Linked DNA regions of Homo sapiens: region 2 is linked to region 1. A link is an interaction called in ENCODE POLR2A ChIA-PET data of the cell type or tissue named here. Cell type or tissue: A673. All regions are shown on one strand. Each heading gives the region's core, and the rest is flanking DNA. Links, peaks and the distances in the headings are about the cores only.

Region 1 (8,158 bases), core at 1,794-6,793:
TTCAATAATTTTTGCATAAGTAGCAAATAAATATGCTCTCCTGGTAAAAAGTTAAGACATTATATATAAAGCGAAACTATCCTTTTCCACTATCTCTCTGTCCTTCCAGTTAACAGATTAGTGTGTATCTTTACAGATCTTTTTCTGTACATTTATGGATATGATGTACCCACGGAATATATAGAGTACTACCTGTTTGTTATTCTTTTTCCATAAAAGTCATGTTGTATGTAAGATGTTGCAATTTCCTTTTTAGAACACGATATTTCTTGGAGCTGTTTCTAAGTCAGTATTTAGAGGTTCACCTAATTATTTTTAGCTGGATAGTATTGCGAGATACAGGTATAGCCTGGTTTATCCAGACATTCCTCTCTGCTTTCGTTTGTTCTCAACTTTCCATTATTTCAAACAGTCCTTCAACAAGGATCCTCAGGCAGGCCTCTTTGTACAAAGTCTCTGACATGGATCCCAGACAATAGGGTTTGGACAATTTTAATTGCTCTCCAAAGCGGCTGCACCCGCCAGCAGTGGTTAAGAGCACACATTTTTCCAACAATGTTTGATGTTCTCAAATTTTTGTTTGCCATATTATGGATGAAAAATGATATGTCATTCTTTTAATTTGTATTTTAAGGGGAGTTTTCACAGAAGAAAAGATTTCTGCACCCCAGTCTTGGCCATTCTAATCTGAGGCTTAAGAATCTGAGTGATTTGGCCAGGCTCAGTGGCTGATGCCTGTAATCCCAGCACTTTGGGAGGCTGAGGTGGGCAGATCACTTGAGGTCAAGAGTTTGAGACCAGCCTGACCAACATGGTGAAACCCTGTCTCTACTAAACATACATAAAAAACTAGCTGGGCATGGTGGCGCACACCTGTAGTCCCAGCTACTTGGGAGGCTGAGACAGAAGAATTGCTTGAACCTAGGAGGCGAAGGTTGCAGTGAGCAGAGATCTCACCACAGCACTCCAGCCTGGGTGACAGAGTGAGACACTGTCTCGAAAAAAAGAATTAAAAGAGAGAGAGAGAGAGAATCTGAGTAATTTTTTCCAGGTGATGTGCAGTGAGGTTTGGTGATGTCTCTTCCAGCTCTGTTGTTCTGTGATCCTGACACTCCTGCCTCCTCCTAGGCATGGGACTTGTTTAGGCCCAAGGTCTACACCATCTTTGCCACTTAAATTGCTGCTTTCTCCATGGGGGAAGATTTTTAAGACAAAGAAGTCCTGGTGACTCTGGCCTTTTACTGCGTGTGACTGATGGAGCCATATTTCAGATGTCCCACTGAGGAAATCCTACTCCTGGGAAGGAAGAGACTAACCCATGCTGCTCTATTGTTTGCTGGACACTATGCTGGGCTTTGTTGTCATTTGATTTCTACTGGGTCATTTAAACATCGCAGCAACCTTGGGAAATATTATTGTCCTCATTTTACAGATGAGGAAACTGAAGTACACAGTGACTTAGTAATTTGCCCAAGGTCACATAGCTACTATGGAGCCCCTATCCCAGATTTGACAGACTCCAAAGCCTGTGCTCTTTTCATTATACCACCTGCCTACAAATTAAGGTGTCTAAGGAGACAGAGACCATGGATGGCCAGTGCCTCCTTTCCAGAGATGCTCAGAGGAGTCTACTCACTTTGGCTCCCAATTCTCAGCCCCTTCCTGCCTTAACAACCCAAGTTCCTGACTCTTGGAGGTCTCTAGAAGGTAAGAGTCATATTTTATTTGACTTAGCATGTAGTAGCTAGAAGATGAGCATCATATTTTATTTGACTTAGTATGTAGTAGCTTCTTTGATCAATCCTGGGGAATGTGTTCCTGAAAATATGGACTGGGGAATAGATGGATTGGGGTACGAGAGAGAGAAGGATTAAGTTCCACCTTCTGATCATCCTTGCTGCTTCCACCTTCTGAAATTCATGCAGAATATATCTATAAAAGTGACTTGTCTCAGTGAATTACAGTCAATGTTTCAATTTCTTGAGCTTTTTTTTTTTTTTTGGATTCTGAGAAACTTTAAAAGAATAGTATATGCCAAATTACCATGTATCCGCCGTGTAAAAATAACCAAAAAAAATTGTCAGATTTCTTTTTTTTTAATAAAATAAGCAATATGTCACTCATCTGAAGATGAAATCCCCTGATTCCCATTCCAGGTTTCATTTCCTCCTCACCTCATCCCCCAGGAACCTCAGATATAAATTTTGATAATTTCTGCCTAATCTGTTTTTATACTTATAAGTATCCATTAAATACATGTATCATGAACAAATAAAAATAACAAAAGTAGTTTATATAAATGGTATCACACTGTACCTATTATTCTGCTGCCTGCTTTTCTCCTCTTTATGCTGTGCCACTGAGAGCCCTTTAAAACTTAAGAATCATGTCTTCTCTAATCACCACATCCCTGGTTGCCTTGTACATTCCAAATGCTTAATAAATGAGAAAGGAAAGAAGGAAGGAAGGGAGGAGGGAGGGAGGAAAGAAGGAAGAGAGAGAGGAGGGAAAAAAGTAGGGAGGAGGGAAGAAAGGAGGGAAGAAGGAGAAAAGGAAGGGTGGAAGGAAGCCCAGCCAACAGGGTCAGTCTTTCCCATCAAAACTTCTTGTGTGGCTCCCAATTAGAACGGAGGGTAATTACAAACGTATAAGTCCTCCATGTTATGATTTCCCTGATTCTGAGAACTGTTCACATCCCATTAGAGCAGACAGCCTCTCTATCCTGCGATCTGCTCCAGGGAAGTCCCAGGCATGACTGCAAGAAGTTCCAGGCCACACAGCCGCCTAATGTGCTTAGCTCAACTGTGGCTCAACTCTCGCTGGTCATAAATCAACCAGGCAAGGCTGAAGCCTGCATTACTCTCTATCTCTCAAAACCCCTCAAGGATTTGGGGAATTAGCTGCCAGTTCAAACACTTGTCTGCCCTCCTTTCCTTCTCCCACTCCATCTTTGTCTCTGTCAACCACAGAGTGCCTCTCAGTGCCTGTCTCTGCCTCTCTGGGCATCTTTCTCACTGAGCATCTCTCTGTCTCTGGTTCAAAATTATGCCTCTGTCTGCCTCTCTTCAGCCCCTGCATCTACCTTCCTGCACTCCCGCTTCCCTCCCCTGAGCCTTGCTGCAGCCATAGATCCAGGATCCCAGCTGGGTCATAGATCTCTTCGTTACTGCTGTTCTTTCCCTCTTGCTTTTAAGAATGCTTTTTATGGTGGCTTCTAGCACAAACAGCTGTTGGAACTTGTTTGAAAAAACCTCCGGGAACAGATGCTCTGGCAGCCCTTCAGATTCTTCTTTCCTCTGCAATCTGAGATGGGTTGGGGAAGAAATTCATTCATTCATTAACCCATTAAACAAATATTTATTGAGCTCCTATTATGTGCCTATCACTGAAGTAGCTGTTGAGACTAGGTAAAACAGCCCTTACAGAGTTTATAGTCTAATGAGGGGAGGCAGATTAAATCTAATAATCACTAAAATATGTAATATCAAACAGTGATCAATACTATGAAAAAAATGATCCACAGGTCCACAGTGCTCTAATAATAATGGTTAATGTCTATTAAATGTTTATTATATACTTGACTCTATTCTAACCATTTCACATACATTTATTTTAACAAAGACTTCCAACATCCTATTTTACACATGATGAAACAGAGGAACAGAGTGGTTAAGCAACTTGCTTATGAGCACACAGCTTGTGGGTAGGGGAGCCAAGATTTGAACACAACATGGGGGTTGGGGGAGCAAGAGGAGGAAAGCCTTCCCTGAGCTCAGTTTCCTCCACATATGAATAGAATTTTCTTTTCCAAGATCATGTTGAGACTAGGAGGCAGAAACAGGACCAGGGTCTGGCCTTCTGAATCCCAAACTCATCTGGTTCTAAAGGCAAATAGGCTGGAGTATAAGCACTGGCTCTCCTGCTAAGCCCCGTGAGATTTTGTGGAAAAGTAAGTGGAGCATGGGGGTGGGGAGATGGTAGGATTAGAGACTTCCTGCTAAAATGGGTATGTGGGAGCTGGAGCACCCTAAGCTCCTGGAAGGAAGGACTGTGTTGTGTTCTCCATTGCGTCCCCACCACGTAACACAGCAGCACTTAGCAGGTGCTTGGTCTGTATTTATTGAAAAATGAATGAATGGATATGTTGAATTAAATGTAAGTGAATTAAGTGAAAAGGATGAAACAGATGGAAGCTTCATGTTTCTTCCAAGCTAGGGGTTTATGATTCCGGTAACTTCATTTCTTTCTCCTCTCACTAACACTAGCCAACAGTGCAGAGATATTCTGCCAGGTATCTGGATCTGTTTCTCTCTTTTCTTTTCAGTCTGCATATCCAAAATGTTTTCCTGCTGTTGCACAAAACTCCCTTTCAAAATTTTTTCAGTTTTTGCTGATTCAATTAAGAGCTTAGTTTGATCTCAAAACTTTACCCCTTCTTAAGTCCCTTTTGATAAAACAGTCCCCAGGGTACTTCTTTGAAGCCTCTTCATGAGTTTTGGAGCTGAGTAAAATGCCGACCACTTACAGGATAATTACATTGGAGCAGACACATTGTTCCTAGAATCTGTTTCCCAATCTGAGTAAACAGAGCCTGGTCCTTTTTATGTTGTAATAAGCACTACCTTCTTCATTTTCCTCTCATCTGGAGAGCTGCCTGTGAGTTATTTCATCTCTGGTCCAGGGAAGAGGAAAGGAATGGTTGAGAGAACATCTTCCACAGGAAATTTGGCTAGGAGGGGTCTTTTGGATGGGAGGGTGACATTTGGCGGATTCTGTCACATTCTCAATGATTCTCTTTAGAACAGTGTCTGGCATATAATTGTAATAATTATTATTACTATTATTGTTATTATTGACATGCAAAGCACCTTTACATTCATGCTTACATTTGATCACGTAAGGTAACATATTCAAAGATTCCAAAGATTAGGATGTAGACATATTTGCGGGACCATTATTTTGCCTACTACAAATTTTAAAATAGGTATTATTATTATCCCCGCCCTCCATCTTTTTTTTTTTTTTTTTTTTTTTTTTTTTTTTGAGCCGGAGCCTCTTTCTGTTGCCCAGGCTGGAATGCAGTGGTGCAATCTCTGCTGTCTGCAACCTCTGCCTCCCAGGTTCTAGTGATTCTCCTGCCTCAACCTCCCGAAGAGCTGGGATTACAGTCACATGCCACCACACACGGCTAATTTTTGTATTTTTAGTAGAGACAGGATTTCACCATGTTGGCCAGGCTGGTCTCAAACTCCTGACCTCAAGTGATCCACCCTCCTCAACCTCTCAAAGTGCTGGGATTACAAGTGTGAGCCACACTCCCAGCTATTATTATCTCTATTTTATAAAGAGAAAAGCTAAGGCTTAGAAAAGTTATAGCATCCCTTTTGACAACTAGTAAGAGCCAAAGCCTTGATTCATTACCAGGGGGTCTGATCCAGTGTCTATATTCATTGCGTTATTCTCCCCTCCAACCCAGTTATGGATTTTAGGTCACACAGACCTGGGCAAGTCACTTAACCACCCTGTGCCTCATTTTTGTCATCTGTAAAATGGAACTAGTAATTTTATGCTTATGAACATTTGAGGTTACGCATGTGGTGTTCTTAGCACTGTGTCTGGCTCATGGGAGGTGCTCAACAGATGGCCACCATTCTTAAAAGTGTCATTTGAAGAGCAAAAATGGCAGGTGCCTAAAGAGATAGATTCAATGCCCTTAAATGAGGATGGGGGTTGGTCCAAGGAGGAAATGTTCAGTTTAGGCTCAGAGGAGTTGGGTCTCCAAGGATAGCTCTGGGGCTGGCTGTGGAGTGGGATGCTTTCTCCTGGCTTTTATAACACAGGGGAAAAGAAATCCATCCAGGTTCAGATCTGGAAGATGCCAGCCTAGGGCCAGAGAAGGCTGGGCCCTCACTGTTGATTGGTGGGGAAGTTAGCAGGTTAAAAAAAAAAAACAACCCTTTCCGCTCCCTCCAACTACTTTCTCAGATCCTTAACAACTGGCATATCAACCCATCTACTCAACCAAATTGTTGGCCAGGACCCGCTTTCAGAGACAGATGTACTTGCAAAGCACCCACACAACCTAGTCTCACACCTGAGGTTTGCTTACCTCCTGTGCCCTGCTGAGCTGCTTTGCTGCAGGGGATCTGACTACAGAAGGACAGCAGGATTTATCACTGTCCTAACTTACCCATTTGTCTCCCGCCCAGAGGGTCCTGACAGGGGAGTTTCCAGGGACCTTGCTGAAGGCTGCTCAAGTTCTTGACAGAGACACATGGCAGCGATTACACGCGACGATAGGCACAGTTACTGCGAGACGCGCCTGCTCCAAGTCCCCTCTTGAGCAGTCTCAAGCTGACTCTACAGCCTCCTTTGCTTCCAACTCTTTTTAAAAATTATTTATGCGGGCGTGGGGAAGGAATGGGGAGGGGTGCACAGAAGGCTGGAGGCAGGACTCTTCCCCAGAGGCCGGGGCGGGGGGAAACCCCTCTGTTGACACAATTAGATGGGGCAGCTTGAAATGCTCTTCTTTGTCACCAGCTTTCTGTCCTAGGACACAAAAGTGTTTATTGCATTTTCTCAAACATGAGACTTGAACCAAAAATCTCTGAAGAGACAAAGCGTTTCCTGAGAGATAAAGGAAAAAGAAGATGGAATCATAGAAATTTTCAAGGTCATAAAATTTAACTCCTGAACTAAAGTTTCTCTCCTAGTTCTGTCAGATATTTACCTGGCATTTGCTTGCACACCTTCCTTGACAGGGGGCTCACTACTTTTTAGGGCAGCTTAATTCATTCTTATGCAGCTTTGACTCTTAGAAAATTCTATTAGAGGCTTGGCGCGGTGGCTCACGCCTATAATCCCAGCACTTTGGGAGGCCGTGGCGGGTGGACCACGAGGTCAGGAGTTCAAGACCAGCCTGACCAAGATGTGTAACCCCATCTCTACTAAAACTACAAAAATTAGCCAGGCGCGGTGGCAGGCACCTCTAATCCCAGCTATTTGGGAGGCTGAGGCAGGAGAATAGCTTGAACCCGGCTGGCAGAGGTTGCAGTGAGCTGAGATTGTTCCACTGCTCTCCAGCCTGGGCGACAGAGTGAGATTTTGAAGAAAAAAAAAAAGAAAGAAAGAAGGAAAGAAGGAAGGAAGGAAGGAAGGAAGGAAGGAAGGAAGGAAGGAAGGAAGGAAGGAAGGAAGGAAGGAGAAAGAGAGAAAGAGGAAAGAAAGGAAGGAAGGAAGGAAAGAAGGAAGGAAGGAAGGAAAGAAAGAGGAAAGAAAGGAAGGAAGGAAGGAAGGAAAGAAAGAAAGAAAATTGGATTAGGTTGAACAGGAGTCTGCCTCTCAGCCAGTGCTCTTGGTTCTGCCTGCCAACCTACTTTCTCAGCCACAATATTTCTCCAAGAGTTGTTGCTTGTATGAGAATCACCTGGGGAACTCATTAAAATGCAGATTCCTGGGCCTGATCCCATCCTGGTGAGGCAGAATCTCTGATGCAGGGTTCAGGAATCTGCATATCAATGCAGGATGCCTAATCTCTAAGATCTGTAGGGGTTGTGGGCCCCCACAATGAATTGAAAAGGTGTCCACAAGCAGGGCAGGAATGTTAAAAGAGAAGACCAGGGATCCAGAGGACTAAGTTCTCCAACTTGTCAAACTCTACCAAGGATGGGGCTGATTAGGGAAGAAGCCACATTAAATAGAAATAAACTACCAGGAAATCACAAATAACAGCTATCACTTACTAAGAACCCACCTGTGTAAACACAGTACAAAGGGTTTGGCATAATCCCTCTATGTGTAAGCACTACAATCATCCCCATTTAACAAGGAAACAGGTTTACAGAGCTGATGTGACGGGCCCAAGAAAACACATCTGGGATGATCTGTAGTCTTGTCTTGTCCCATATGCCTTAAGATATGCTGTTAATTTACATTGTTGGGGTGAGGAAGGCCACCTGGCGAGAAATGTGGCCTTCTATCTTGCAGCTACCTGTTTAGGAACAAAAGGAAAAGCAGGGTTTTCGGTTTGTTTGTTTGTTTTTTTAATGTGATTCAGTTTCCAAACTTAACTTTTTCCTTTGGCATTGTGAGTTTGGGGTCTCAAGATTTCATTTTCCTTTTGCACTGGGAACCCCAAATCTAAACCTCCTAAGGTCCA
Region 2 (8,158 bases), core at 1,190-6,189, 610 kb after region 1:
CTACAGTTCTGTTTTAACTCTACCTCTGGAGGAAGAAGTAAAATGGGGTAGTTGAGCATGAACTTGGGACAGTCAGTCACAGTTAGCGCAGCCATTTACCCACTGAGTGCCCTTGGATAGGTTGCTAACTTCTGGGCTTCAGTAAATGGGGCTATAGCTGGAGTGCCCACGTACTAGGATCATTGATGAATGTGAGCTAGGTGAATATATAAAAATACTCAACTGGAGCCTGGCACATAGTAATACGTGGTAATGGTAAGAATGTTGAATGTTCTTCTTTTGAGGCCCTGACTTTGGCCCAGGTCTTCAATTTGCTTAACAGAAGTCAGGTGCTATAGCTGGCCTTCCTCTGTTGTCCTGGGTCCTCTTCCCCTTGATTGCTGCAGTTTGGTCCTGAGTATACACAGGAAGGTAGCCTACGTGAACTCTCAGAGCCAGTTTTTCTGACCTTGCCCTAGGCTGGCTCAAGCAACTCCATATTGAAGTGGAATTTAAGGACTCACTGGGGACCATAATCTTGACAGTGAGAAGCTCAAATTGTGGTGCTTGAGAATGCCCTAGTGTTAGAATGTCAGAGATGAGTTCAGGCGTTTTGCAGTAAAACTCTCCCACTCTCTTTCATGGCTTTCTGCAGCTTTGAGGTTGTTTGAAGAAGCAGAGCTCTCTCTGATTTTTCTGTTCTGTATATGTATTTCCTGTTCTGCGTGTGTATTAACAGTGGTAGGAGGAAGAGACACCAATTACATGGATGGAATAGCCTAGTTTTGGAGCCCAGTGTAGGGGTGGGGTTTGGAAATGGTGAGTGCAAGGTTGGGTATGGGAGGCTGGATGCTGCTTCTAGGAAATGTGGGAGACAGGAAATCAGGAACACCTGGAAGAATTGGCTCACTGGGCTGCATGCATCCTTCTATGAAGAAGGAATGGTTGAAGAACTAGGGTTATTTTGCCCAGGGAATCAAAGCTTGGGGGTGCGGTGGGAAATGCTGCTTGTCTTGAAATACAGAATTTTGATAGATCTTTTCCACTTGGCCTAAAGCTCTGATGGCAGGTGAGAGATGAAGGGTTAGTAGGTTTTGCCTGTAGTCAAGTAGTAACTTTTAACAGTGCCCCTAAATGGATTCAGTTGTCACAGGGGATACTGAGTTCCTTGACATGGTAATATTTGGGACAGTAGTTTAGAGCATGATTTGTTGTAGGGTTCTGCAGCTACAAGTTGGCAAAATACTTTTCAGATTCATTCATTCAGAAAGTTGTGAATACTGTATCTGTTAGGTGTCAGGCCCTGAGATTCAGAGTTGTAAACAAGACACATTGCGGCCATGGTGGGGCTTATATTCTGAAAGGCAGAAGTCACCTGTCAGTCCAGCCCACTGACAAGTTTTGATTGACTTGCATGTAAAAACACTTTAATCATCTGTATTTAAAAATCAAGAAAATTATCTGGAAACCTAGGGAATTCTAGCTTTAAAAAGAAATCAGAGTCAATAAGCAACCACTGAATTATGTACCCTATTTTTTATTTATTTATTTTTATTTATTTATTTATTTATTTGAGACGAAGTCTCACTCTGTTGCCCAAGCTGGAGTGCAGTGGCGCGATCTTGGCTCACTGCAACCTCCACCTCCTGGGTTCAAGTGATTCTCCTGCCTCAGCCTCCTGAGTAGCTGGGACTACAGGCACGCGCCACCATGCCCGGCTAATTTTTGTATTTTTAGTAGAGATGGGGTTTCACTATGTTGGCCAGGCTGGTCTTGGAACTTCTGACTTCGTGATCCACCCGCCTTGGCCTCCCAAAGTGCTGTGATTACAGGCATGAACCACCTTGCCCAGCTGTATTTTACTTTATTTTTTTGCGTGATCTCAGCTCACTGCAACCTCCGCCTGCTGAGTTCAAGCAATTCTCCTGTGTCAGCCTCCCAAGTAGTGGGATTACAGGTGCCTATCACGCCTGGCTAATTTTTTGTATTTTTAGTAGAGACTGGGTTTTGCCACACTGGCCAGGCTGGTCTTGAACTCCTGACCTCAGGTGATTCGCCCACCTCGGCCTCTCAAAGTGCAGGAGTTAAAGGTATGAGCCACTGCCCCTGGCCAAATTGTGTACTTTAAATGGATGGGTTGCATGGTATGTAAATTATGTGAATAAAGCTGTTATAGGGGTAAAAATGAGAAGGCCTAGCCGCTCTGGACCTCTCATGACTGCTGTCTGATGGCAGGGCCCAGCCTCCCTTTAGGTGAAGAGTGCCACAGCTTGGCTCTTGTAGGCCCTTGAGTTTGCCATCTTTTATCCAGGCTTCCTTCCAACATGAGGTCTATGGGCCCAGACTTTGTGTATTTCATCATAAAAATGAGAAAGGACAGCAGACTGCCTAGCTCACAGAGGAACATCCTCATGGGAGAAGAATGAGAGGAGGCGGTGGGGGACGTGGGGACGACTTTAAGGTCTTAGGGTAGGAGTTGCACTCAATAGAGGTGAGGTAGGGGGAGTGAGTGTGATGGAGAGATAGGACTCACCTAGCTTTGTGGCCAGAGGCCCTGGAGCAGCAATAGAAAGCTCTCTGAGAGTTAAGGGATGGGCTTGCCAGGTGAAACTGAGTTATGTTAGGCCCCAGTGAGACTTTGCTTCCCTCCCCTCATCTGCGAAATGGATATAGCATCTTGGATGTCAATCTCTAAGGCTCTGTTAAGCACAAACACCCTGTGTGATCAGTCTCAGAGTATAAAGGAGAAAGATGTGGCTAGAGGCCTTGTGGCAGTAGCTGGGGGCAGCTTCAGTCAAAGTGTTGGGGAGTGCCTCTCACGGTGAGCCAAGATAGGATTGATAAGGAGACTGGTGGTGAACCTTCTAACCTGGAGGAATAACAAGTACCAGGTGGTAATGAGTTTAGAGTTCTCCAAGGAGCAGAGACAAGGCCTGTATGAATGAGGGGAGAGAGACACAAAGAATCAGAAACAGGAGGCCTTTGGAGGCCAGCTTAGGGAGTCTGGATCCTGTTCTGAAAGCATTGGAAGAGGTGATATCACCTGATTTCTGCTTTAGGATTACCCAGTTCTGTGGAAAATGGACAGAGGAGGTAGGGGGAGGAGGCAAGGTGGAAGCAAGGAGACTGCTTAGGAGACTACTTCTGTAGTAGTCCAGGAAAAAGATGGAGAGGAGGGGGATGATGGCATAGTGACTTGGGCCTGATTTTTTTTTTTTTTTTAACTAGCTGTTTTGTCCTGAGACTAGACCACTTAAAGAGGAAGCTTTCTGATTGCTATTTCGTATTTCCTCCTCACTTCTCACACTGTCTAGAAGCTGAATTAGTTGCACTATCCCCTGATCAGAAGGGTAGTTTAGGCAGGCATTTTCCCCCTGGTTTTGGATCTCTTGGCCCCAAAGCCATGCTGAGGACAGGTGCTTCCCTGCCTAGGCTACCTCTCCCGGCCTGTCCCTGGCTCCCTCCCTGCCCATCCCTGGCTCTCTCCCTGCCCCAGGGTAGAGGTGGAATGAGGGTATGAGAGAATAGCCTGAGACACAGGCAAGGGCATGGTTGGGAGGGCAGTCCAGGAGGTTGGGACTGATCTTGACCCTGAGTCTGTATGTCATGGTTTTTTCTTCCTGACTTCTTGTCAGGAACTGCTGTGGGTTTTTGATTTCAGGTAAGATCCTTAGGGCAGAGTCAGAGCAAGCTGCTGGAGCACAGTCTGGGAATCCAGACTGGAGTTCTGATTTTAGTCCCACTCTCTAGTTTCTCCTGGCTAGAACTTCATTTCTCACAACTTTTATAAAGGGATTGGATCCTGGCCGGGCACGGTGGCTCATGCCTGTAATCCCAGCGCTTTGGGAGGCCGAGGCAGGTGGATCACCTGAGGTGAGGAGTTCAAGACCAGCCTGCCCAATGTGGTGAAACCCCGTCTCTACAAAAATACAAAAATTAGCCAGGCGTGGCAGCAGGCGCCCGTAATCCCAGCTACTCGGGTGGCTGAGGTGAGAGAGTCGCTTGAACGCAGGAGGTGGAGGTTGCTGTGAGCCAAGATCGCGCCACTGCCCTCCAGCCTGGGCAGCAGAGCGAGACTGTGTCTCAAAAGAAAAAAAAAAAAAAAGGATTGGATCCTGTGCTGTCAAGTGCAGTGCTTATCAGTGAGTAATAGCCTTTATCATGTCCTTGGGCTTGGCCAGGTGTCCTAAAATCTGCCTCATGGGTAGCTTGCCTTGGTGAGGACAGATGCCCCAGGAACCCAGGCCGGAGTTCCTGGAGACCCTCTGCTAATCTCATGATTATTGAACTTTCAAGCTACCACACACTCCTATTCACTGTCACCATTCATTTTCACAGTAACCCTGTGGGATCTAGCTACAGTGACAATCCTCATTTTACGGATGACAAAACAGGTGCTCGTAGAGGTTCACTAATTTGCTGAAGGCTTCACAGTAGTTAGTAAGTAGCTGGGGTTTGAGCCCATGGCAGACTGACTCCAGAGTTCATGCCGTACACATCATCTGGCTTTGCATTCTCCCAGACCACAGAATTGTACATATCCTGCCAGGAAAACTGTTGGCGGGGAGAGAGGACTCGCACAGATCTTGAGCTGCTGATATCTGTATAGGGCTGTTACGGCCCAGCCTAGACGCCTCAACTCTGCCTCCGCTGGCAGGGTGGGCTCTGGGGACATAAGCCAAGTGGGTATAAGCCAGGCACTGATCCTGCTGGGGAGCTCTGGCTCTTATTCCCCTAGAGATGTTCCTCTTCAGCTCTGCCGGGCCACATGCAGGCCTGCTGGAAAGACCTTGTAGTTTTTCACGAATGGCCTTAGGGTCAGTAGGAAAGGTTGGGGGTGGGGTTCTCTACAGGCTTTGGAAGGCTGTCTGGCTTTGTGTTACCAAAGAGGACGGAAAATACCCTATGTGTTGGGCCTTTTAACTTCTTTCGAAGGGGAAATCTTCAGGTTGCTCAGGCAACACCAATTCATTGTAGAAAAATGTCCAAATATATTTTAGCAAAAAGAAAAACAACCCCTTGGTAATCTGTCCCACTAACCAGCAAATATACAACGCACATGAACATAAATACACATATAAATATAATAAGCATTGATGAGATTGTGTATCTTTCTAGACCAGTGCTAGCCACGTAAATTAAAATTTTCTAGTAGCCAAAACAGGGGAAATCAGTTTTAATAATCTAATATATTCAAAATGCTGTTTTAACATAATGTAAAAATAATGAAATGTACATTCTTCTTACTAAGTTTTTGAAATTTGATGTCTTTCACACTTCTTGATTTGGGCTAGGAACATTTCAAGTGCTCAGTATCCACATATTGTGGCTCGTGACTATGGCATTGGATAGCGTATTTCAAGTGTGTGTAAGAGTATACATATATATACACCTTTTTAATAAAAAGACAAAATGGGGTCATAGTATAGTAGCCTTCCCGTTGTCTATGGGGGATACATTTCAAGACCCTCCAGTAGATGCTTGAAACTTCAGCTAGTACTAAACCCTCTATATGTTTTTTCCTATACATATGTAACTGTGATAAAGGTTAATTTGTAAATTAGGCGCAGTAAGAGATTAACAACAACAAAATACAACAATTATAACAATATATTGTAATAAAAGTTATGTGAATGTGGTCTCCTTCTCAAAATATCTTTTGTTTTGTTTTGTTTTTTGAGATGGAGTTTTGCTCTTGTTGCCCGGGCTGGAGTGCAATGGCATGATCTCAGCTCACCACAACCTCCGCCTCCCAGGTTCAAACAATTCTCCTGCCTCAGCCTCTGGAGTAGCTGGGATTATAGGCATGTGCTGCCACACCCTGCTAATTTTGTATTTTTAGTAGAGACGGGGTTTTTCCGTGTCGGTCAGTCTGGTCTCGAACTCCTGACCTCAGGTGATCCACCTGCCTCCCAAAGTGCTGGGATTACAGGCATGAGCCACCGCACCTGGCCTTTTTTTTTTTTTTTTTTTTTTTAAAAGACCTTGCTGTTCTATCCTTTGAGTTACTGTTGGGACAACTGGGAAGAGGGAAGAGTTGCGATAAAGAACAAGGAAGGCTCCATGACTGGAAGTTTAGTCCGCCCAGTTTTTGTACTGGAAGGGCTTATTGCTGATTTCATTAAGAAAACGTACGAATGGGGGCTTCTGTCACCTCAGAATATCTTATACTGTACTCACGTATTTTGGGGTCTCAGTTGACCATGGGTTACAAACTATGGCTAGGGGGGCAGGGATCCACTGTATTGTAAGCTATATATTTTTTCCATTTAGAAACATAGGCTTTCAAGGGGACTTAATCTTTTTGTAACCCTCAAAGCCACCTTAGGAAGGAAGGTAACAGTTTGCTGTTGAGAGAAAGGTTAAGGAACTGTGGCTGTGAAGGCACATACCCAGCTGCTACCTGTGAGCCCTCCACTCTTTCCCTGCCCTCTGCAGGCACGCTGGGGTTGAGGCCTCTGAGCCTGGGCCACAAATCACATGCACACATGTGTAAGTGCATGTTCCCCCACAGCACTGTGCTGGGGGAAGCAGGCACAGATAGGGGAAGATACTTAACCGAGCTGCCACGCAGGGATAGGATATTTAAAACACAAGCACCCTGAACTCCCAGTCCAGTGTTCTTTCCACTCATCTGCCAGATTCTGAGAGCTTCCTGCCTGGTTTTGGAACTACTTGAAGTACAAAGAGGAAACTAATGGAGGGTGGGCAAAGGCCTTCCACTTGGTTTGTCTGGGAGTACCCTCAAGTCTACAGCCTACCCCGCTGATGGAAGCAGGCCAGCACTGGCCTGTCTCTTGGGGAGAACAAATGTGGATAGGCAGTGGGAAAAAGACCAGTTGGGCCAGAGTAGTTGCAGAAGGGGACATGGGTTGGCCTGAGTCAGGTTGGGACATAGAAATCTCTAAATAATTGGTTTGTCCAACAATCCTGCACCCCTAGTGTGGGCACAAGTGCCTCACACTAGGCCACTTTGTGACAAGAACGTCATGCAGGTTTGAGATTTGTAGAAGCCTGGCTTCATTTTTTTTTTTTTTTGTTTCTCCACACCTAAACCGGTGCCTCAGTTTTTCAGCCTGTAAAATTGGGCTGCTTCTTAGATATGCCATTGGCTTGCTGCTGGCCTCCTCCGTCCCTTTGGAGGAGGGCTGAGGATGAGCAGCTGACTTGGGTTAGCCCTCAGATGAAAGGGACCAGAGTACTGATGATTGGGGGTTTAAAGACTGGATGGAGTTTAAATACTGGATGGATCCAGGGAAGCCAGCCTTTCTCTGCATCACTGCATCCCTGCCCCATGCTTGTTTGCACTGCAGGGAGTAGCAGCTATGGCACCCAGCAGCCCTGTGCCAAGTCTCCAGGCTGGGGAGGGTCTGCTCCAGGGAGTGAGGGGGTGCCTTGGTTTGCACTCTGGGAGCCAAATTCCCTCGAGGTAGGATATTGCTCAAGATGGCATTTGCCAGAGCTGAGGAGTCTAAGGCACCATCTTTTCATTTCTCCTGGGGTCTAGTCTTATTACTCAAACCCTTGGATATAACGGGTTGGTACTACCTTTGGGAAGACTTAATCTCTTGCATTTCCTCTGAGGTGGGATTGGAGAGGCAGTAAAGGTCCCTATTGGCTGTTGCTGGGCTTGTAGTTGCTCTGGGATGTTCTCTGCTGTCCCTGCCCCAGGCCTTTTCTGCCCACATATCATCACTGCCATTGCCCCTCTGAGGTGCCAGCTCTTTGGAGATCCTAGACTTGAAGCAGGTCAGAATCTAAAAGGGCTTTGGTCACTAAGAAGCCGTCTGGTCACTTCTTTTACAGAAAACCAAGTCTGTATTTTGACCAAAGTCTCTCAGGTGGCACCAGGGGGGATCACAGTGCCTGCATTAGGATTTGTAGGCTTTGTTTCCTTGAGGAAAGAAACAGTTGAAACTCAGTAATTTCAGGGAAAAAAAGAAAAACAGGAGGCCCTTTGAATGGTCGGTGCTGCCAGGGGGAGATCAGAAGAGGACTAGGGCTGGATATAGTGGCTCACACCTGTAATCCCAGCGCTTTGGGAAGCCAGGGCAAGAGGATCACTTGAGCCTAGGAGTTTCAGTCTAGCTTGGACAAGATGGCAAGACTGTCTCTACAAAAATTAAAATTAGCTGGGTGTCCCAGCTAATTTAGTCACAGCTACTTGGGTGGCTGATCC

What was found. Peaks named below come from ENCODE experiments on the same cell type or tissue, not always from the same donor. Only the 100,000 strongest peaks of a DNase experiment are listed, where the experiment ranks them.
Region 2: POLR2A ChIA-PET joins it to region 1 with 13 read pairs; 1 of 35 experiments calls an interaction of 5 or more read pairs at or near these places.

What each region holds. Positions count from the first base shown.
Region 1 is chr5:154,159,842-154,167,999 of GRCh38, forward strand. No RefSeq gene overlaps it. Among named protein-coding and RNA genes, the nearest start is that of GALNT10, 27 kb to the right of the region's middle. RefSeq lists a silencer at 7,768-8,062. In A673, for the core only: no CTCF peak of the experiment used is centred there; a DNase peak (open chromatin) is centred at 4,480.
Region 2 is chr5:154,767,048-154,775,205 of GRCh38, forward strand. The region is part of intron 1 of LARP1 (La ribonucleoprotein 1, translational regulator); the gene reads left to right. Among named protein-coding and RNA genes, the nearest start is that of LARP1, 16 kb to the left of the region's middle. RefSeq lists a silencer at 3,241-3,300. In A673, for the core only: no CTCF peak of the experiment used is centred there; no DNase peak of the experiment used is centred there; H3K27ac peaks cover 679 bases.